Regions from separate parts of the Homo sapiens genome. Here region 1 is linked to region 2. The links are chromatin loops, found by intact Hi-C in ENCODE. Cell type or tissue: heart left ventricle. All regions are shown on one strand. Each heading gives the region's core, and the rest is flanking DNA. Links, peaks and the distances in the headings are about the cores only.

The links. A loop is a pair of places that touch in the nucleus more often than their neighbours do. Peaks named below come from ENCODE experiments on the same cell type or tissue, not always from the same donor. Only the 100,000 strongest peaks of a DNase experiment are listed, where the experiment ranks them.
Region 1: it touches region 2 in a loop (3-fold over the local background); 1 of 110 quality-filtered maps calls a loop at or near these places.

Annotation. Positions count from the first base shown.
Region 1 is chr16:1,987,634-1,998,244 of GRCh38, reverse strand. SYNGR3 (synaptogyrin 3) reads right to left here and starts at 8,275. Exons shown (of 4, transcript NM_004209.6): 1 at 8,044-8,275; 2 at 6,034-6,271; 3 at 5,467-5,609; 4 at 3,970-5,382. The coding sequence starts at 8,142. The coding sequence ends at 5,173. It overlaps GFER (growth factor, augmenter of liver regeneration), which reads right to left. Exons shown (of 3, transcript NM_005262.3): 3 at 10,496-10,611. It overlaps ZNF598 (zinc finger protein 598, E3 ubiquitin ligase), which reads left to right. Exons shown (of 14, transcript NM_178167.5): 14 at 1-591. The coding sequence ends at 13. RefSeq lists enhancers at 4,684-5,261, 5,842-6,419, 8,738-9,317 and silencers at 5,644-6,013, 6,736-6,815, 7,856-7,975, 8,056-8,145. In heart left ventricle, for the core only: no CTCF peak of the experiment used is centred there; DNase peaks (open chromatin) are centred at 5,094 and 5,904; H3K4me3 peaks cover 2,188 bases; H3K27me3 peaks cover 2,021 bases.
Region 2 is chr16:1,859,596-1,870,206 of GRCh38, reverse strand. MEIOB (meiosis specific with OB-fold) reads left to right here. Exons shown (of 14, transcript NM_001163560.3): 2 at 2,023-2,100; 3 at 4,372-4,429; 4 at 8,091-8,222; 5 at 9,732-9,804. The coding sequence starts at 2,032. Among named protein-coding and RNA genes, the nearest start is that of MEIOB, 7.3 kb to the left of the region's middle. In heart left ventricle, for the core only: a CTCF peak has its summit at 6,399 (motif pointing left); no DNase peak of the experiment used is centred there; H3K27me3 peaks cover 3,925 bases.

The sequences.
Region 1 (10,611 bases), core at 3,306-8,305, 130 kb before region 2:
GATCATCACGTAGCTCCCGCCAGCGTGGCCAGAGCTGTCGCACCGTGAGCGTCCTTCCTCCTTCCTCTCCGGGCTGCCAGGCAGCCAGGTAAGGCCTGGTGAGGCCACTTGGCCTCTTGGTTGGCCAGGCCCACCAGGAAGTCACCAGGACAGTCCACCCGCCCTGTTGGCACACTCAAGCGGGAGTCCACCCCTGCCTCAGTGGTGGGCCAGTCTCGGTTTGCATTCTTGTGCTTTTGGGAGGTGCCAGGGGAGGGAAGGGCTGGGATGCTGGGACCTGTTGTTGCTGGCAAAGCCAGAGGTCACAGTGGCCTGATCTGGGCCCTCCCAAAGCTGAGGGCTGCAGCCCGTGGGGCCTCAGAGCTGAAAGCTGCGGCGCCACTGGTGCCAGAGTCAGATGTCACAGATGTGTTGTGTAAACAGTTGGCTGTTTCATGCTTCAAGAATGTTCAGGATTAAAAGCAGACAAGAAATTGTGCTACTTGAAGTTGAATCTTTTTATGAGACAAGCTGAATCTGGGATCTCAAATTGCCTCTGACCTTTTATAAGACAGTTTATCTTCAAATAAATTTATTTTGCAATACCACGCATAGCTGGTGTTCTGAGCTTCTCTGTCTTCTGAGTATACCCTGAAGCCAAATTTAGAAACAGGGTGGAGGGGACATCTGAAATACTGCAGCGAAATAATTTGAGCGTAATTATCTGGATCTGGTGTTTTTGGAGGGAGACCAGACACATACGGTAATCACTTTCTGCTTCCAGCACATAGAAGTAGGAAAAATGCTCTAAACACAGCCACATTCAAATAAGGCCAAGAATATGTCCTCAGATCAGAGAAAGTGGGGAAATTTCTCTAAAGCAAGCAGAAAGGGGCTCCCATGGTGATGAAGAGCCAAGGTCAGTGGCTGCAGAGGGGCTGGGTCAGCCATGTGGCGGCATTGGCACTGCCCCCCTGTAGCTGAGGACTTGGACACTGGGACTCAACTGTGTCCCCTGGGTGATGGCCATGCTGGGGCTGGCTAGGAGATGAGAGGCTGGGTAGGGGCCACCTGCATTCCCCCCACACCAGAGGCGCCTCACAGCTGATGCCCACTTGGCAGGGGATGGTAGGTTCCTAAGCAAGACCAGCTCCACAGAAGAGTAGAGCAGTCTGAGAAATGGGCTGTTTCCTTAAGGTTATTGGAAAGAACTTCTCTTTCCGGGTCTGGCCCTGTCACCCAGGCTGGAGTGCAGTGGTGTGATCTCAGCTCAGTGCAGTCTTGACCTCCTGAGGCTCAGGTGACCCACCTCAGCCTCCTGAGTAGTTGGAACTACAAGTGTGCGCCACCATGCCCAGCTGATATTTTTTGTAGAGAAGGGGTCTTGCTATGTTGCCAAGGCTCGCCTTGACCTCCTGGGCTCCAACAATCCTCCTGCCTCGGCCTCTCAAAGTGCCAGGTTACAGGAATGAGCCACTGTGTTCGGCTAAAAATGACTTTTGTTTTGAGAGGGAGATTCGCTCTTCTTGCCCGGGCTGGAGTGCGAAAGCGTGATCTCGGCTCACCACAACGTCCGCCTCCCGGGTTCAAGCGATTCTGTCTCAGCCTCCCGAGTAGCTGGGACTACAGGCATACGCCACCATGCCTGGCTAATTTTTTGTACTTTTAGTAGAGATGGGGTTTCTCCATGTTGGTCAGGCTGGTCTGGAACTCCCAACCTCAGGTGATCCACCCACCTCGGCCTCCCAAAGTGTTGGGATTACAGGCATGAGCCACCGCCCCTGGCTAAAAAATGACTTCTTAAAGAAGGAGCAAGAGCTAGAGGAATATGGGGCAACACTTGAGTGGCAGTTGCTGTGACAAGCACTGCTGCAAGCTCCACACCCCTCACCACAGTAATTGTCACCCTCCCACGCCACAGGAACCACGATGGCCCTTTTACAGAAGGAGAACCTGAGGCACAGACAGGTTGAGAGACTTACCCAGGATGACTGAGCTAGAAAGGGGCAAAGCCAGCATTTTGGCTCCAGAGATGGTTCTTAGCTGTGCTTCATTCAACCAGGAAGTTATGAAAAAAAAAACAGTTAGAAATCCTAGGAATGAGGTTGGGTGCAGTCGCTCATGCCTGTAATCCTAGCACTTTGGGAGGCTGAGGCAGGTGGATAACCTGAGGTCAAGAGTTCGAGACCAGCCTGGCCAACATGGTGAAACCCCATCTCTACTAAAAATACAAAAAATGAGCCAGGTGTAGTGGTGCATGCCTGTAATCCCAGCTACTTGGGAGGCTGAGACACAAGAATTACTTGAGCCTGGCAGGTGGAGGTTGCAGTGAGCTGAGATCTCACCACTGCACTCCAGTCTGGGTGACAGAGTGAGACTCTGTCTCAAAAATCCTAGGAATGAAAAAGTAATTGAGATAAAAACCCCAATAGATGGGTTCAAAAGTAAACCCAAGCTGGGGGATGTAACTGCAAAAGGTAGCAGTGAGAAGTGGGGAAGGGTGTGGCCATGGAAGGCCATGGAATAGGGACCTGGTACTGGAGGCTTCACGGCAAATCTTACAGGAGTCCCAGGAATAGAAGGTGGCGAGAAGAGGACATGCGAAAAACCGTGACTGCTCACCCCAACACCAAGAGAGAAAACAAACCATCAAGGACCAAACAGGATCAACGATAAGAAATTCTTATCTAGACAAGGATTTACAGAAAAGAACCCTACAAATCATTACCAACAAGATCACTTACAAACAATGCAAATGGTACCATTAGCATCACTCTCATCAGCGTTATAGAATGCTAGAACATAAGAGTGAAATCATCAGGGTCGGACGCGGTGGCTTATGCCTGAAATCCCAGCATTTTAGGAGACCAAGGTGGGAGGATCACTTGAGCTCAGGAGTTCAAGACCAGCCCAAGCAATATAAGGAGACTCCATCTCTACAAAAAACTTTAAAATTAGCTGGGCATGGTGGCACATGCCTGTGGTCCCAGCTACTCAGGAGGCTGAGCAGGGAGGATCACATGAGCCCAGGAGGTGGATGTTGCAGCCAGCCAGAGGTTAAAGTAAGCCAAGATTTTGCCACTGCACTCTAGCCTAGGCATTTATTTATTTATTTATTTATTTATCCCTCAAAAAAACAAACAAAAAAAAAAACAGGTTCACTCTAGGCCCGTTGTGGTGGCTCACGCCTGTAATCCCAGCGCTTTGGGAGGCCGAGGTGGGTGGATCACCTGAGGTCGGGAGTTTGAGACCAGCCTGACCAACATGGAGAAACCTCATCTCTACTAAAAATACAAAATTATCCGGGCATGGTGGTGCATGCCTGTAATCCCAGCTACTTGGGAGGCTGAGGCAGGAGAATCACTTGAACCTGGGAGGCAGAGGTTGCGGTTAGCCGGGATCACGCCATTGCACTCCAGCCTGGGCAATAAGAGTGAAACTCCGTCTTAAAAAAAAAAACAAAAAAAAAACAGGCCGGGCGCTGTGGCTCATGCCTATAATCCCAGCACTTTGAGAGACACCAAGGTGGGTGGATCACTTGAGGTGAGGAGTTTGAGACCAGCCTGGCCACCATGGCAAAACCCTGTCTCTACTAAAAATACAAAAATTAGCCAGGCGTGGTGGCGGGCACCTGTAATCCCAGCTACTCTGGAGGCTGAGGCAGGAGAATTGCTTGAACCCGGGAGGCAGAGGTTGCAGTGAGCCGAGATTGCACGACTGCACTCCAGCTTGGGCGACAGAGTGAACCTCCATCTCAAAAACAAAAACAAAAACAAACAAACAAAAAAAACAAGGGGTCTCGCAGCATTTCAGAGAACCAGACTAGTGGGATACGTGGTGGTGGGGACCTATGGACCTGGAGCCCCCAGAGCCTGGGGGTCAGCCTGGCCTCTACCTCCCCGTCCCCTCCTGTGGGGCCCTGGTGCCTCTCAGATACCAATCCCTGGCACCAGAAGGGAAGGGGTAGAAATGATTCCAGGAGCGTCCAGGTCACAGTCAGCTCAGTTACAGTCTTTATTGTAAAGAAGGTGCAGTCGGAACATGGGACACTGAAAATACACAATCTCTGGTCTTTCAGGAGAGGGAGAGAGTGATATATACAAAAATTGTAAACATGTTCACTTAAATATCCACACAGAATTGGTCTAGGCTACAATGTAACAAGGTTGTCACTCAACTGCATCTCCAGAGGGAGGTGTCTGTCTGATGAAATGTGGCAACCACGTTTGGTGTTGACTTAATGTGAAAAGCCAGCTTTGAGCAATGCATGAGTAGTCAGCTATGCAGAGGGACTCCAACCTGGGACTGGGCCAGGAAGCAGGGTGCAGGTGGAGAGGCAGGGACTGGGCCAGGAAGCCAAGGTAAAGGGAACCACACAGGGGCCATCTTGTGGGGCACGGTGGCCAGCTGGAGCCTCTGGGCCTCTCTCCTGCTGAGGGGCTTGTCTTGCCTGGCACCCAGGCATCCTTCTCCTCTCCTGGCAAGGTCTTACTGAAGGGCTAGGACAGGGCTGGTGTCTTGGCCCACAGCTACCTTGTGCCTTCCTGGCCAGAACCACCCACACCTGGGCAGGGGCCGGGGCCACAGAGAGAGGAGCAGCTTGTGGAGTACTAGGAGGTGAAACCCGAAGACTGGACCATGATCACAACACTGACAGGGCTGGGCTGTTCTAGCAGCCTGTGAGAGAAAGTGGAGAGTGGCTCCGGACGGGACGCACCACCATGACAGAAACGAGACAGTCACTACCCACAGGGACATGGGATGGGAACAGTGGCCAGGATCCCCAGTCTTGGGGCGAGGGTGGTGTCTTTCCCCTGCCCCCGCTTTGTCCTGGGCAGCCCCTGCACCTGATCGTAGAGGGCAGCTGGACCCCCAACCCCAGAGTGAGCAGGTGTGGCCCAAGAGGGGAAAGCCTTCCCCAGGCCAGTCCATTCCAGGCTAGGGACACACGTCCTGGGCAGTGCTATCCCCTTCTCAGGACCTCAGTCCTGGGGCCAGGTGCTGAGGGACTGGGGGAACTTGGCAGGGGCAGCCCAGACACGCGGGTCCACCCCCTCTTGGCCCCGGATGGCGCAAAGCGGCCACCTACTCTGTCCGCGGCACTGAGCTGGAAGGACCCAAGGGAGGTCCCGGAGACCCTGGGGCCTGCGTTGGTGGGGTGGCCTTGGAGCCCTGGTCTGTGCCTGCCAGCCGCTAGTAGGCGGGCACCTGGTACCCTTTGGGGCTGGTGTCCAGGGTCTCGGTGAAGGGCGGGCTCTGGTAGGTCTCGGTGCCCTCCACGCCGCTGCCCACCGGATAGCCGGGGTAGGCCTGGCTCGCCCCGGTGCTCAGCTGTTCGGTGGCGAAGAGTGACATGTCGGTGCCCAGGCGGAACCGCTGCAGGGCCTTCACGGTGAGCGCCACCTGCGCGGGGCGGGGTCAGCGGGGTCAGCCGGGATCAGCCGAGCGCCCGCCCCTTCGCCCCGCCCTCCCGGGCCCCGCACTCACCCAGCTGAGGATGGAGAAGAAGCTGAAGGCGATGGCGGCCCGCGCCGCGTCCCCCGCCTGCGTCGTGGCCGGCCCTGGCGCCGTGCGCTGCCACTGATTGGTGAGGAAGCAGAAGCCCACGAACCACAGGAAGGACCAGAGTCCTGCGAACAGTGCGGCGCGTCAGGGCGACGCTCCACGCGGTGGCCCACGGCGGCCTCGCCCGGAGGAGGAAAGGTCGGTGGGCCCGAGGCTTGGGGCGCCTCGCCTGGGCTCGCCGCGTGGCGCGAGGTCCCGCCTCCCTCTCCTGCGCTGACCCCGCCCACCCGGGAGCGCCAGACCCGTTCCGCGCCCAGGCTCCGCCCAGACCCGGGCCCCGCCTACCTAGAAAGTCCCGCGGCGCTCCCCGTCCAGGCTCCGCCCCCTCCCCGCCCACCCGGGAGGCCCATTGACACTCCCTGCCTCAGTCCCCGCCCCTCGTCACGGCCACGCCCAGCTGGAAACTCCAGCGGTGTTCCCCGCCCAGGCCCCGCCCCCTCCCCGCCCACCCGGAAGGCTCTCCGCGCTCACCGCCCCGGCCCCGCCCACCTGAGAAGCCCAGGTCCAGCAACACCGCGCGCCGGCGGTCGCGGACGCTGCTGATTTGCTGGAAGCGCACATCGAGCAGCAGGAAGGCGGCGCAGGCGAGGAAGGCTCCGAGGCCCAGCGCGACGCCGAAGCGGCAGGCGCCCGCGTTCCCGTTGAACACGCAGCGCAGCTCGGGGCCGCTGTCGGTGTTCACGTAGCCCTCGTTGACGATGGGCCCGAAGACGGCGATGGAGAACACCTGCGTGCGGCGCGGCGCTCAGGGCCCTGCGGCGACCCGACCTCTGCGAGCCCGCCTCGAGCGCCCACGCCCCTGGGCCTGTCCCTGCGTTCCCAGGCCCGTATCTGGGTGGGGGGCGGTGTCACCTCTTTCTTTCCCGAACCCTCGCGTATTTAGTAATTATTGACAACACGGGCCGTTTAGTGAGCATCTACTATGCCCAGACATTGTGTTAAACAGCCACTTTACATGCGTCCCCTCACCAAATCCTCAGAAAGTCCCCGTGGGATCGCCATTGTTCTTATTCTCTTTATAAATGCGGGGGACATTGGGACCCCAACAGGTGAAGTGACTTGTCCGGGATCACATGGCTGACAAAAGCCGGGGTTGATTCAAGCCAGGTACTCTGCACCGCGTGGGCCCGTGGAGTCCCCTCAGAGCCCACTCAAGAGTGTGGGAACAGGAGCCTTCACCTGGGCCCGCGATTCCCAGGCTGGAGCCGGAACGGCGAAGGGGAGGTGAGAGTGCAGCAGGCAGAGCGGGGCGGGAGGGAGGGTATGGAGGCAGCGGAGCTGTTGCTTCCTGCGCGGTTGGGAACTGTCTGGCCTGTTTTCTAGCATGCAAATAGGGTGACGGGCACAGCTCATGCAGTGCTGGGACAGACATGTCCACCCAGCTTCCTGCACGTGGTGGGTACCCGAGGGATGACAGCCCCCACGTGACTGATTATTAATATCACCTGTAAGTGTTTGGGCTGAAAAGATGACACCGTTGACCTCTGAGGTTCCGTCAAACCTCAATGCCTCCTGCCCACCAGTTCCGGGAGACAGGCATGAGGGGGACCGCAGTCATTTTAACCAGCGCTGCACGGGGCAGCCCTGTGTTTCCAAGAAACGACCTCCAGCCTCAACCTCATCCCTTCGCTCCTTTCCCGCTCCAGCTCCGAGAGTGGAGCCAAGGGGGAAGCCGGGACATGCACTTGTCCCCAAGAGTGGGCCACAAGTCGGGACGTGCGCTCGGACCAAAACGCAGCGTCCTGCCTCCCGGTCTGGTCAGAGCCACTCCGCAGGGGAGGCCAAAGCCCCTGCCCCACCGTGGGCACCGCCCTCCTCCAAGACAGGCGCCGAGGTGCGGCTGGCCCAGAGGTTGCCACCTGGACAAAACCCAGAGCTCGGCACCCAACTGCCACCTCCCCTGCCGGAGGGAAGGAGCAGCAGGGCCCTCCCAGGGACGCCCCAGTGGGCTAGGCTGCTCCCAAACCTGCCTTCCACACCGCCGCCAGGAAGCCCTCCCAGCCCAGAGCCTCTCCTCCCTCAACTCACAGCTGGAACTGGGGGCCAGGGGACAGGCTCCCTGCCAAGGAGACCCGAGGGTGTGTGTGCGGGGGAAGGGGAGGCGCTTCTCGGTTCCCGTAGCCCCCTCCTGCCCCTCGGAGAATTCCGTCCCCACCCCGTCCCTGCTTCCAGGTCACGAGAACAGGAAAAACGGAGTAAGGGCTGCGGAAAGGGACTGAAATTAGACCCGGGGAGGAGGTAGGGGTAGAGGCGACCGGCGGTGACCTCTCAAGGTCCCTCTCCGGCGCCGCCGGCCCCTCCTCCGCCCGCAGGTGGGCGCGCCCTGCCCGGTGACGTCACCCCAACCTGAGGCCGGCGGGGGAGGGGCCGGCGAGGATGAGAGTGAGTGAGGTCGGGGGGCGAGAAGCAGGGGGCAGGGGGTAGGGGGCAGGGGGCTGGTAGGGGCCTGAAGGTCGCGAGGCAGGGGCGGGAGCGGGGGCCCGGGCAGGGACCACTCACCCAGGACGCGACCCGGAGCAGGGTCTGGGGCCGCCGCGCAAAGCTCACGGGGTCCAGGGCGGCCCCTGCGCGGCCCGCGCCGAAGGAGGCGCCCTCCATGGCCGGCCCGGGCGGGACGCGCGCCCCTGGCGCCTTCTGTCCGCCTGTCCGTCCGGCCGGCCCCGCCCGAGGCCGCTGCCGCTGCCGCTGATGCTGATGCTGATGCTACCAACGCTGCAGCCGCTGCCGCCTCCCGGGAGCGCGCGCCGGCCGCGGCGGGGACGCGCGGGACGGGGCGGGGCCGCGCCCGCGCCCCCCACTGGGTCCATGCGCGCGGGGCCGGGTCCCTCCTCTCCCTCCGCCGCGCCCACCTCCCATCCCCCACCCTCACCTGCCTGCCCCGGTCCCGAGATGGAGACCATCCTCAGGAACCCACCAGCCAGGTCCCCGGGGGCAGGGTGGGGCTCGGGTGCTGGGCGCAGACTTTGCTAGAGCCGGGAGGACAGACAGGAGGAGTCCGCTCCTCTGGGAAGGGCACTTGGGTGAGGGAGTAAAGGGGTAGGAGGTCCACGGGCTGCAGCATCTTCCCCCAACCCACGGGAGAGGGGACCGGCTCCCTGGCCCTGGTCCCAAGAAGACCAGATGGATAACTGGGGTCTTTCTCATGGCCCCCCACTGTGCTCTAGCTGCTATCACAGCTTCTAGCCTCTGGCGGGGAGGATCTGGTGGGAAGAAAGGCGTTGGCCCCAGGAGCACCTGTTGAGGGAGGGGACAGAGCCACCGTGGCCAGCGCCGCTGGGAGTGTTGGTTTCGGTGTCTCCGCTCCTTGCCCGTGGCCAGGTGGTGGTGCTCCCAATGCCCTCCCTACTCCTGGGTCTCCCCAGCGTACTTGCGGCGCCTAGTCTGGAATGGAGGGCAGGGAGCGGCATCAGAGACTAGGAGTCGGGTGGGGGTGGTGCCTGGCTGCCCTGTGTCCCGCTGAGTCCCCTCCACAGACCCCAGCCTTGGGTGCAACAAGGTCCCTCTCCTCATGTTCCTAGCAGGCTGGAAGTTCAGATGACTCCTAGGTTTCTGTCTAGAGCACTGAGATGTCTGCACTGACATTTACAGCGCCAAGCGCTTGACCTGTGTAGTGGCGGAGACTGTTACCACCCTGTACTTCAGATAATAAGCAACCCAGGTCCCTGCTACACGAGCCGGGTGCACAGATGGTGCTGCGTGGCCCAGCCCCCCTGGAGCTCATTCTTCAGCCTTGCTGGGCACAGGTGGGCAGAGCAGGTGTTGCCAGAGGCGCTACTCACTGTGTTCCAAGTCCATCACACTGTGCGTCCGATCACAACCCCTCTCACCTGTTGGCCACAGACCTCCCCTCTGTGTCATTCATTCTCTACTTCATCACTAACATCAGCACCCAGACATGCTGCACTTTCTCCTAAAAGCCAAACACTGTTGACCCCACCTCCCCTCCAGCTGCCTTACGTTACTGCTTCCTTTAGCAGCAAACTCTGCCTGCAACACCCTCCTCTCTCTCCCTCTGACCCGGCAGAATCAGCTCCCACCGCCACCTAAACTCAAGGTTGCCACTGACCTCTCCGTGCCAATCCCAAGGGCAAGTCTGATGCTGCTGTCGACTCATTTATTTCTTTAGTTATTTATTTATTTTTTGAGTTACAGTCGCACTCTGTTACCCAGGCTGGAGTGCAGTGGCGCAATCTTGGCTCACTGCAAGCTTTGCCTCAGGGGCTCAAGTGATTCTCCTACCTCAGCCACTGGAGTAGCTGGGATTCCAGGTGTGCCACCGCACCCAGCTAATTTTTTTTTTTTTTTTTTTTGTATTTTTAGTAGAGACGGGGTTTCGCCATGTTGACCAGGCTGGTCTCGAACTCCTGACTTCAAGTGATCTGCCCACCTTGGTTTCCCAAAGTGCTGGGATTACAGGCGTGAGCCACTATGCCCCTCCTGGAGGTCCTCCTCCCTCATGGGTCCTTCCTCTGTGACCTGTGAGCCTTAGGAGCCCAGGGCGCGATCCTGGGGAGGTCTCTCCCTCTGTGCTAACTCCTTTGGTCTGCGTGTCAACAGCTCTGGAACACCAGCTCAAGCCAGAACTTTTCCTTGCACTAGAGTTCCACTGGCCTGGATGCCTTCAAAAACAGACTCTGGCCTGGCGCAGTGGCTCACGCTTGTAATCTCAGCACCTTGGGAAGCTGAGGTGGGTGGTTCATGAGGTCAGGAGTTCAAGACCAGCCTGGCCAACACAGTGAAACCCTGTCTCTACTAAAAATACAAAAATTAGCAGGGGGTGGTGGTGGGCGCCTGTGATCCCAGCTGCTCGGGAGGCTGAGGCAGGAGAAATTGCTTGAACCCGGGAGATGGAGGTTGCAGTGAGCCGAGACTGCTCCACTGCACTCCAGCCTGGGCGACAGAGCTAGACTCTGTCTCAGAAAAACAAAACAACAACAAAAAGAAAAACAGATTCTAAGGCAAAGTGAAGTTTTATTCAGGAGTGAAACTTTAAGGAAGACAGGGAAAAAGGGAAGGCGGTGGGGGGGGCAGGGGGGCAGGGGAGGGACAGCAGATACAGGCGGTATG
Region 2 (10,611 bases), core at 3,799-8,798:
ATGTAGAGGTGTGTTTAAAATCAATAATTTTCCCGGGCTGGGCTCAGTGGCTCACGCCTGTAATCCCAGCACTTTGGGAGGCTGATGCGGGTGGATCATCAGGTCAGGAGATCGAGACCATCCTGGCTAACACAGTGAAACCCCATCTCTACTAAAAATACAAAAAAATTAGCTGGGTGAGGTGACACATGCCTGTAGTCCCAGCTACTCGGGAGGCTGAGGCAGGAGAATCGCTTGAACCTGGGAGGTAGAGGTTGCAGTGAGCTGAGATCGTGCCACTGCACTCCATCCTGGGCGACAGAGCGAGACTCCGTCTCAAAAAAAAAAAAATCACTACCTTTCCCTTCACACAGTATAATCAAATGCTCAATATGAGGTGTTTACGTAGATTTTTGCTGTATTTTTTGAGGTAAGCTTGATGCTAATATATATTTAAATCCTTAAATGTCCCACTGAGGCCGGGCGTGGTGGCTCATGCCTGTAATCCCAGCACTTTGGGAGGCCGAGGTGGGCGGATCACGAGGTCAGGAGATGGAGACCATCCTGGCTAACACGGTGAAACCCCGTCTCTACTAAAAATGCAAAAACAAAATTAGCCAGGCGTGGTGGCAGGTGCCTGTAATCCCAGCTACTCGGGAGGCTGAGGTGGGAGAATGGCGTGAACCCAGGAGGTGGAGCTTGCAGTGAGCTGAGATTGCACCACTGCACTCCAGCCTAGGCAACAGAGTGAAACTCCATCTCAAAAAAAAAATGTCCTATTGAATCATCTTGCATGTAAAACTCTAAATTTGGCTGGGCTTGGTGGCTCACGCCTGTAATCCAGCACTTTGGGGGCGGCCGGATCACTTGAGATCAGGAGTTCAAGACCAGCCTGGCCAACATGGTGAAACCTCGTCTCTACTAAAAATACAAAAATTGGCTGGGCATGGTGGCAGGCGCCTGTAATCCCAGCTATTTGGGAGGCTGAGGCAGAAGAATCGCTTGAGCCTGGGAGGCGGATGTTGTGGTGAACTGAGATTGTGCCACTGCACTCCACCCTGGGGCACAGAGTGAGACTGATGTCTCAAAAAAAGAAAAAAAGTTAAAACAAAATTAAAAAATAAAATAAAACTAAATTTACATGGTGCTCAAAAACTACTAAATTTTACATGGTTTTAGAAATGAAAGTTAAAAATTGAAACCTATAATAGCTATATCATTCAAAATTATAAAAGGACATTCTGAACATGTTTTTTATAGGTTTAATCGATATTAATTTACATTTTACCATTATAATAAAAATTTTCCAAAGCAGTAAACTATCCAGTGCTTTCCTAAATAATATTTTATTTTATTTTATTTATTTATTCTTTGAGATGGAGTGTCGCTCTGTCATCCAGGCTGGAGTGCAGTGGTGCCATCTCAGCTCACTGCAAGCTCCGCCTCCCGGGTTCACGCCATTCTCCTGCCTCAGCCTCCCGAGTAGCTGGGCCTACAGGTGCCTGCCACCAAGCCCAGCTAATTTTTTGTATTTTTAGTAGAGACGGGGTTTCAGCATGTTAGCCGGGATGGTCTCGATCTCCTGACCCTGTGATCCGCCCTCCTCGGCCTCCAAAAGTGCTGGGATAATAGGCATGAGCCACCGCACCTGGCCAATAATATTTTATTTTATTTTATTTTATTTTGTTTTATTTATTTTTGAGACAGAGTCTCGCTCTGTTGCCCAGGCTGGAGTGCAGTAGTGCGATCTCGGCTCAGTGCAACCTCTGCCTCCCAGGTTCAAGCACTTCTTCCTGCCTCAGCCTCCTGAGTAGCTGGGATTACTGGTGCCCGCTACCACGTGAGGTTTCGCCATGATGGCCAGGCTGGTCTTGAACTCCTGACCTCAGGTGATCCATCCACTTCAGCCTCCCAAAGTGCTGGGATTACAGGTATGAGCCACCATGTCCGGCCCTAAATAAGATTTTAAACTCTTGGAATTTTTTAAATGATTTATTTCATTTATTCAATTTATATATCTAAATTATATTTTCTAAAATGCAGATTAAAAAAATGGCAAACTCCTTTGCAGCGAGGATTTTCACTACCCTTTCAGATCTGCAGACAAATATGGCTAATCTGGTAGGTTTCAATAATGTGGTGATTTGCTTACTGATGACATTTTATGTGATAACATTACATCAATGTTATTGATTCATTCAACACATGCTTTTATAATTGGCAAGTATATAGATACTCATTGCATTGGTATAATTGTTAGATATTAAGTATACCTAAATTTCTTTGTATTTATGCCACCTAGATGAAAATTAATCTTTGTGTGTAGAGTAGAAGATATGATTGTAGATTTGACTAGTAATTGTTCAAAATGATCAATAGATGTATTATTTTACTTAATATTTTATAAAGTGAAAAATTTAATAAATGCTCAAATTTAGCATTGTAAAATTAAACCAGGCCAGGCACAGTGGCTCATGTCTGTAATCCCAGCACTTTGGGAGGCTGAGGCAGCTGGATCACCTGAGGTTGGGAGTTTGAGACCAGCCTGATCAACATGGAGAAACCCCATCTCTACTAAAAATACAAAATTAGCTGGGTGTGGTGGCTCATGCCTGTAATCCCAGGTACTCAGGAGGCTGAGGCAGGAGAATCGCTTGAAGCCAGAAGGCGGTCTCAGTGAGCCGAGATCGCACCATTGCACTCCAGCCTGGGCAACAAGAGCAAAACTCTTCTGAAAAAAAAAAAAAAAAAAAAAAAAAAAAAAATTAAACCATTTTGTTCAGCAGTAGCAATTTTCTGACCAAATTATCCAATTTATGGTCTAAGTACTTGACATTATGCTGCTTTTATGATATAGGTTTATAACATGTGTGTTTTCTACAATGATGATGTGAAAATTGACTCTTTGAGTAGGAGTTATAGGGGAATTCAATGATTTTGAACACATCTCGACTGTTACTTACTTAAAAGAAAACTAAGTGGAATCATCTTATAAGTTAAAGAACTTATTGTAAAGCAGCTACCACACACCCTTACCTTCCCTGCCCCTGAGCACTCTGCTATTTATATTTTGCTTTTGCAAACTAGATTTCTTACAATGGGATACATTTACATATAACTTTAATAATTTAAAATTTTAAAATATTAAAAAATAACAATTGTTGTTATAGTTTTTCTTGAAAGGTAAACTATTTGCTAATAATGGTCTCTTCAGATAGAAAGTTTTACTCAACATTTCCATTAATTGGATTTTCCAACAAAATTCAGTGAGATCTGCAAGTATAAGGAATTGAAGAAATAATATCAATGTGTCTAAATAAGCAATAAAGCTAGCTAATAGCTCAGCTAGAATGTAGGAGTCTTAAAAGCCTGATTGTAATTTAAATGTCAAGATTATTGTAAGGTTAAAATCAGTTGCTGCAATTAGCAAAATAAGTTTAGTTTTTTTCCTTTCAGAAAAGGTATTCATTTTTATTTTTTATTATTTTTTTTTTATTTTTATTTTTTGCGATGGAGTCCTGCTCTGTTGCCCAGGCTGAAGTGCAATAGTGGGATCTAAGCTCACTGCAACCTGTGCCTCTGGGTTCAAGCGATTCTCCTGCCTCAGCCTCGCGAGTAGCTGGGATTACAGGCACCCACCACCACACCTGGCTAATTTTTTGTATTTTTAGTAGAGATGGAGTTTCACCATGTTGGTCAGACTGGTCTCAAACTCATGACCTCAGGTGACCCACCCGCCTCAGCCTCCCAGAGTGCTGGGATTACACGTGTGAGCCAACACACCCGGCCCATTTTTATTTCTTAAAACACATTTAAAATTTTTCTTCAGTAGTCACTAAAGAGAACATTAAACATTTTGAGGAGATGTTAATATCTCTAAGTTTTAAGATCTAGGACTTTAGAATTTAGATTTATTAGCAGCAAAATATAAGTTTTGTTACAGTCTAATTTATATTACTGTCCAGCATGTTTGGATTAAGAAGCTAAGTGATTTTATGTGGATTGTTAGAAAACCCTATATAAAGGAAAGCTTTGAAGACTGTGGCAAATTAAATTGCATTATACATGTGCTTTGGATGAATTCAGTAAGGATTGATAGCATAGGGCAGTTATTATGCTCCATCTGGTGATTGAAAATAAAGTAGAAATATGCTAAGTATTAAATGATTATATTTGTAATAGTAGTTAACTTTTGGATTACTTTATACTATTCCTTGTGGAATTGAACATTTATGAACTTCTTTTAGATGTTTGCCTGGAATAAATACATTTAAATGGTTCCTAGTCAGAAATGTTTGTTAGAGCCAGTAAAGTATAACAAGCCCATGAAATTAAATTTATCAAGTACATCTGTGTTTAATATTGGTCTTCTGTGACCTTTTTGTTTTTCAGAAAGTTATCGGTATAGTTATTGGGAAAACAGATGTCAAAGGCTTTCCAGACAGAAAAAGCTGAGTTCTGTTTAACTCTTGGTTTCATTTTTCATCAACTTTGGCTTATGACTACAACAAAGTATATTGAAGTGATTAATTTTTCTATGCCTGTTTAACTCCTTAAGAGCAATGGTCATGCTCTCTATTGGATGGTCAAGTACCTGATTCAAGGCTTTCTCTCTCCCTCCCTCCCACATTCTCTCTCTCTCTCTATATATATGTATACATACACACATATGTGTATATATGTTTATGTGTATACACACACGTGTGTATGTGTGTGCATGTGTATGTGTGTGTATGTGTGTACACGTGTGTGTATATATGTATATTTGAGTACATGTGTTCTCTCTTTTTTTTTTTGAGATGGAGGCTCGCTCTGTCACTCAGGCTGGAGTGCAATGGCACGATCTCGACTCACTGCAACCTCTGCCTCCTGGGTTCAATCGATTCTCCTGCTTCAACCTCCCGAGTAGCTGGAATTACAGGCACATGCCATCATGCCCAGCTAATTTTTGTATTTTTAGTAGAGATGGGGTTTCACCATTTTGGCCAGGCTGGTCTTGAACTCCTGACCTCAAGTGATCTCCCTGCCTCGGCCTCCCAAAGTGCTGGAATTACAGGTGTGAGCCACCATGCCCAGCCCCTGGTTGATTTAAAAAAAACAAAAATTTGTAGAGACAGAGTCTTGCTCTGTTGCCCAGGCTGGTCTCAAACTCCTGGGCTCAAGTGATCATCCCACCTCATCCTCCTAGAGTGATCAGATTACAGGCATGATGCTTTTATCTTTAAGGTAAATAACCAAGCTGTCATCTGGTACCCATATCATTTGTGCCTGCACTTTATTTCATCTTAACTAATTAGATCAGAAATACTAAATAAATAGTTTGAGGAAGTCTATATCTCCTTTTACCAAATTTCAGAAGGCATCACTTAAAATGTGTGAATTAGAAAAAAGTAGTTATTAAAATACTTGCTAAAATTATAAAAATGAAATACACGGTTTTTTGCCAGGCACAGTGGTCACGCCTGTAATCCCAGCAGTTTGGGAGGCTGAGGTGGGCGGATCACCTGAGGTCAGGAGTTTGGGACCAGCCTAACCAACATGTAGAAACCCCCTCTCTACTAAAAATACAAAATTAGTCAGGCATGGTGGCAGGCGCTTGTATTCCCAGCTACTCGGGAGGCTGAGGCAGGAGAATCGCTTGAACCTGGGAGGCGCAGGTTGCAGTGAGCCAAGATCACGCCATTGCACTCCAGCCTGGGCAGCAAGAGTGAAACTCTGTCTCAAAAAAAAAAAAAAAAAAGAAAAGAAAAAGAAATTCACAGTTTTTCACCTATCAGACTGTGAGGGAAGGAGAAAAACTTCTGTGTTGTTTGACTTCTTTTTATGATGACATCTGTGGTATTCCTTTTTTGGAAGAAGTATGCTTACTGACTTAAAACATTGTACATATAACATTATATTTGTATCAAAAATTCCAGCAGTACCAAAGGTCACAGATTTGAAAAGTGAAATTCCCCTTTCAGCTCCTCACTCTTGCCATCCTAGTCCTCTCCCCAGAGGTAAACACTAATAGACAGTTCAGAATATGTCTATAATTTACATGTATGTTGAGTTATATTACTTTTTTTAAAAATTTGAGATAGGGTCTTGCTCTGTCACTCAGCCTGGAGTGCAGCAATGTGAATACAGCTCACTGCAGCCTCAACCCTGGGCTCAAGTGGTCTTCCTGCCTCAGCCTCGCATGTAGCCCAGACAGGTCCATGCTACTATGCCTGAATAATTTTTGGAGTTTTTGTAGAGACAGAGGGTCTCACTTTGTTGCCCAGTCTCGAACTCCTTGGCTGAAGCAATCTTACCCCCTTGGCCTCCCAAGGTGCCGGGATTATAGGCAGGAGCAACTGCGCCCAGCCAGGTTGTAATTTTTAATTAGCAAAACCAATATGAAATTTCTATTTTGGAAAAAAAGTATTTGCTGACCCCTAGTGGTCCTCATTAAGTAGCACATAATTTGTTTTGAAATAACTTATTTTAATTATTTTTAAAATTTATTTTTTTTTTTTTTGAGACAGGGTCTCACTCTGTTCTTCCCCACCTCTACTAAAAAACCTTGTCTCATCAGGCACGGTGGCTCATGCCAGCACTTTGGGAGGCTGAGGCAGGCAGATCACGAGGTCAGGAGTTCGAGACCAGCATGGCCAACATGGTGAAACCCCGTCTCTACTAAAAGTACAAAATTAGCCAGGCATGGTGGCAGGCGCCTGTAGTCCCAGCTACTTGGGAGGGTGAGGCAGGAGAATTGCTTGAACCCAGGAGGCAGAGGTTGCTGTGAGCTGAGATCGCGCCATTGCACTCCAGCCTGGGTAACAAGAGCGAAACTCCGTCTCAAAAACAAACAAAAACGAAACCCGTTTTTACTAAAAAAAAAACAAAAAACAAAAATTAGCCTGGCATGGTGGTGTGCGTCTGTAGCCCCAGCTGCTCAGGAGGCTGAGTCCCAGCTGCTGGGAGGCAGGGGTTGCAGTGAGCCGAGAGATCGCGTCACTGAACTCCAGCCTGGGTGTACATTTCATGAACACCCTGAACTCATTCTTCCCAGGCTGGAGTGCAGTGGTGCATTCAAAGCTCACCGCACACTTAAACTGGGCTCAAGCAACCTTTCCTCCTCAGCCTCCCAAGTAGCTGAGACTAAAGATGAGTGCCACCACTAATTTTAAAATTTTCTGTAGAGATGGTGTCCTTCTATGTTGCCCAGGCTGGTTTTGAACTCCAGGCCTCAAGTGATTCTCCTACCTCACCTCCCAAAGTCCTGGGATCACAGGGGTAAGCTGTTGTGCCTGGCCAATTTTTATTTTTATTTTATTATTATTTATTTATTTATTTTTGAGACAAGAGTTTTTCTCTTGTCACCCAGGCTGGATCTCGGCTCACTGCAACCTCCGCCTCCTGGGTTCAAGCGATTCTCCTGCCTCAGCCTCCCGAGTAGCTGGGATTACAGGCGCCCACCACCACGCCTGGCTAAGTTTTGTATTTTTAGCAGAGACAGGGTTTCACCATGTTGGCCAGACTGGTCTTGAACTAACCTCAGGTGATCCACCCGCCTCGGGCTCCCAAAGTGTTAGGATTACAGGCGTGAGCCATTGCGCCCGGCCTATTTTTACTTTTATTTTTGGGACGGGGTCTTGCTCTGTTGCCCAGGCTGGAGAGCAGTGGGGCAATCACAGTTCGCTGAAGCCTTGAACTTTTGGGCTTAAGCAGTCATTCTGCTTCATCCTCCTAAGTAGCTGGGACTGAAATAACTATTTAGATCTGAATTATGACTTAGGTTGAAACAACAGTAAGAGAGAAAAGGAGAACCTAAGGTAATACCTGGATGGCTCAAGTTTACATGTTTTTCCCTCCAAATACACAGATCACCAGGGAAGGGAGCAAGGGGGCAACCTGTTACCACTTCAGCTTGAAATTCATAGAAGCATGTTATAGAATATACATCTGAAAGAACATTTTGTACTATGTATTTGAGTATTTTTATTATCATAATCAATAGTTATTTGATTAAACAAATAATCATTTGTTTATAATTGAAATGAAACTTTTCATGTAACACTTATCAAAAGGCAGAGAAGCGATTGAAACTCTTCATTTGAAAAATAAAAGCATTGGTTTTCCCTTAGATATTGGATCAGAAAGGTACACTTTCAGCTTCACCATTCGGGATTCACCAGCACATTTTGTAAATGCAGCTTCCTGGGGCAATGAAGATTACATCAAGTCTCTTTCTGACAGCTTTAGGGTTGGTGACTGTGGTAAGTTGGCATTGATTCTTAAACTTTTTCCATCATAGTGTTATTCCTGTGGTATGTTTATGGTAACTATACTGAAGGAGTTGAAATGAGACACAGTTCGTAATTCTCAAGAACTTTATCAGAAAAAGTCAAGTGTTAAGAGTATAATGCAGTGGGGCACGGTGGCTCATGCCTGTAATCCCAACACTTTGGGAGGCTGAGGTGGGTGGATTGCGTGAGTTCAGGAGTTCGAGACCAGCCTGAGCAACATGGCAAGACCCCATTTCTACAAAAAATTAGCTGGGTGTGGTGGCGTGGGCCTGTAGTACCAGCTACTAAGGAGGCTGAAGCAGGAGGGTGGCTTGAGCCCTGGAGGTGGAGGTTGCAGCGAGCCAACATCGTACCTCTGCACTCCAGCCTGAGTCACAGAGTAAGACCCTGTCTCAAAAAAAAAAAAAAAAAAAAAAAAAGACTGCAATGCGAGGCATTCAGAATGTTATTTGAAGCATACAAATGTGATAGTTATATTTTTACTAAATAACCTTACTGTCTTTGGTTTATTACATATTTCAATTTGCACCAACCCATTTTATTGTTATAATTGGTTATCTTTCTATAGACATATAATACAGCCACTGAATATATTTTGATAAAAGTTGACATTTGACCACTGAATAGATTTTGATAAAAACTGATATTTAAATTGTTAATGGGATTTTAAGGAACTTTACTTTTAGTTGAAATACCAAATCTTTTACATCTACTCACCCCAGTATCTCTTTGACAGAACAGCCTCATATAGTAGGAAGAACAGGAGACTTTGAAAACACAGAGGTCTAGATTCAAATCCCAGTTCCAACATTGACTTACATCATGGCTTTGAGAAAATTTCTTAATCTTGTTGGGTCTCAACTATGAAATAATACCTCATTAGGTTCTTGTAAATATTAAATGAGATGGTGTACCTAGTATAACGTGTGGAACTTAGTCACTCAACAGATAACTTTTATGAGCCCTAGCCTCATAAAAGGAACAAGAAAGCATGTATACTAGTTCTTCACGATAGAAAAAGAGAAAAGAGTAATGCAGGTAATGAAAACACTCCTCTTTAATACTGTGGTCTCAAGCAGCTGACTCCCCATACCGGTTATTTAGAACCTAATCATATATTGCCTTGTATTGTTAACTTTCAGGACAATGTATGGTATCTCTCTAGTTGAATAATAGGGTCATTGAACATATGGACTATGAAGGCAGAAAGCTTCACAAACTTCATAGGGCCCAGTATAGCTATAGACATCCCTTGAATAAATGCTGGAATATTAGTTACATATGGAGATAAAGATTTCAATTTTGACATCTCAGTATCAAAATATGTTATATGTTGATGATGGAGAAGATGAATGAGGTGAGGAATTTTTAAAGCCTAGAGTCGATGATGATCATAAATTAAACAGGATGTTATTTAGGATGTTAGTGTTTATCTTGTTACTGTTTTGTAATATCATCATACTTTGCCCTCTGTTTTAGTGATAATTGAAAATCCTCTGATCCAAAGAAAGGAAATAGAAAGAGAAGAAAAATTCAGCCCTGCAACTCCTAGGTAAGCATCTGTCTAGCACAGAGATTGTGCGAGAATGATCATTACTAATAATGTTGTATCAGATTAGCAGAGATCTTACTAAAAGTGTTCTGTTTCTATTTCAATAAAAATGAGGAGTTTAATTTTCTCTTACAAAATTCATCTTTGATTATGACATAATTTACTTTGATACAGAGTCACATGATAAATGGCTTTGGTTTTAGTACTTTGATTCTCATTCTTAGATTTACAAAAATTTGACTTTGTCATGTTAAAACTGAATGAGGAGAAAAGATAAACTTTGGAAATTACATCTGTCTTTTTTCATGTCAAGGTATCCTTCTACTCACAGGCTTACCATCTTAGGGCAGATTCCTTCGAAGCAGAGCTTGAGAGGAGGACTCTTGTGGGAGTGGTTGGTTGAGGGTGAGCTCTCAGGGGAACCCTGCGAGGATAGACCAGGAAGCAGCTGAGCAGAGAAGTGGGTTCACCTGGAGCCTCAGCAGGAGCCGGGAGGGAGCTCTGGAGTGGGAGTGGCCCCTTAGAGCAGTGCCCTGGCTGTAGTCCATCCACTCCCCAAACCCGCAGGATGGGGCGGGGCATCAGCTCAAAGGCGGGTCTGGCAGTTCTGGAGAGAAGGGTGTAGCTGTGCCCTGTACCAGCCTGTAAAGGGCTCTTGGTGGGCACAGCAGTCTACAGCATTTACACTCGCATCAACTGTGACCCGTTCCCACCTTCTTTTCTGACCTCATCTTATGCCAGACTCTCAAGCCTCATTTCTCTGTAGCCACAGTGAATTTCTTTATATTTCATGAACACCGTGAACTC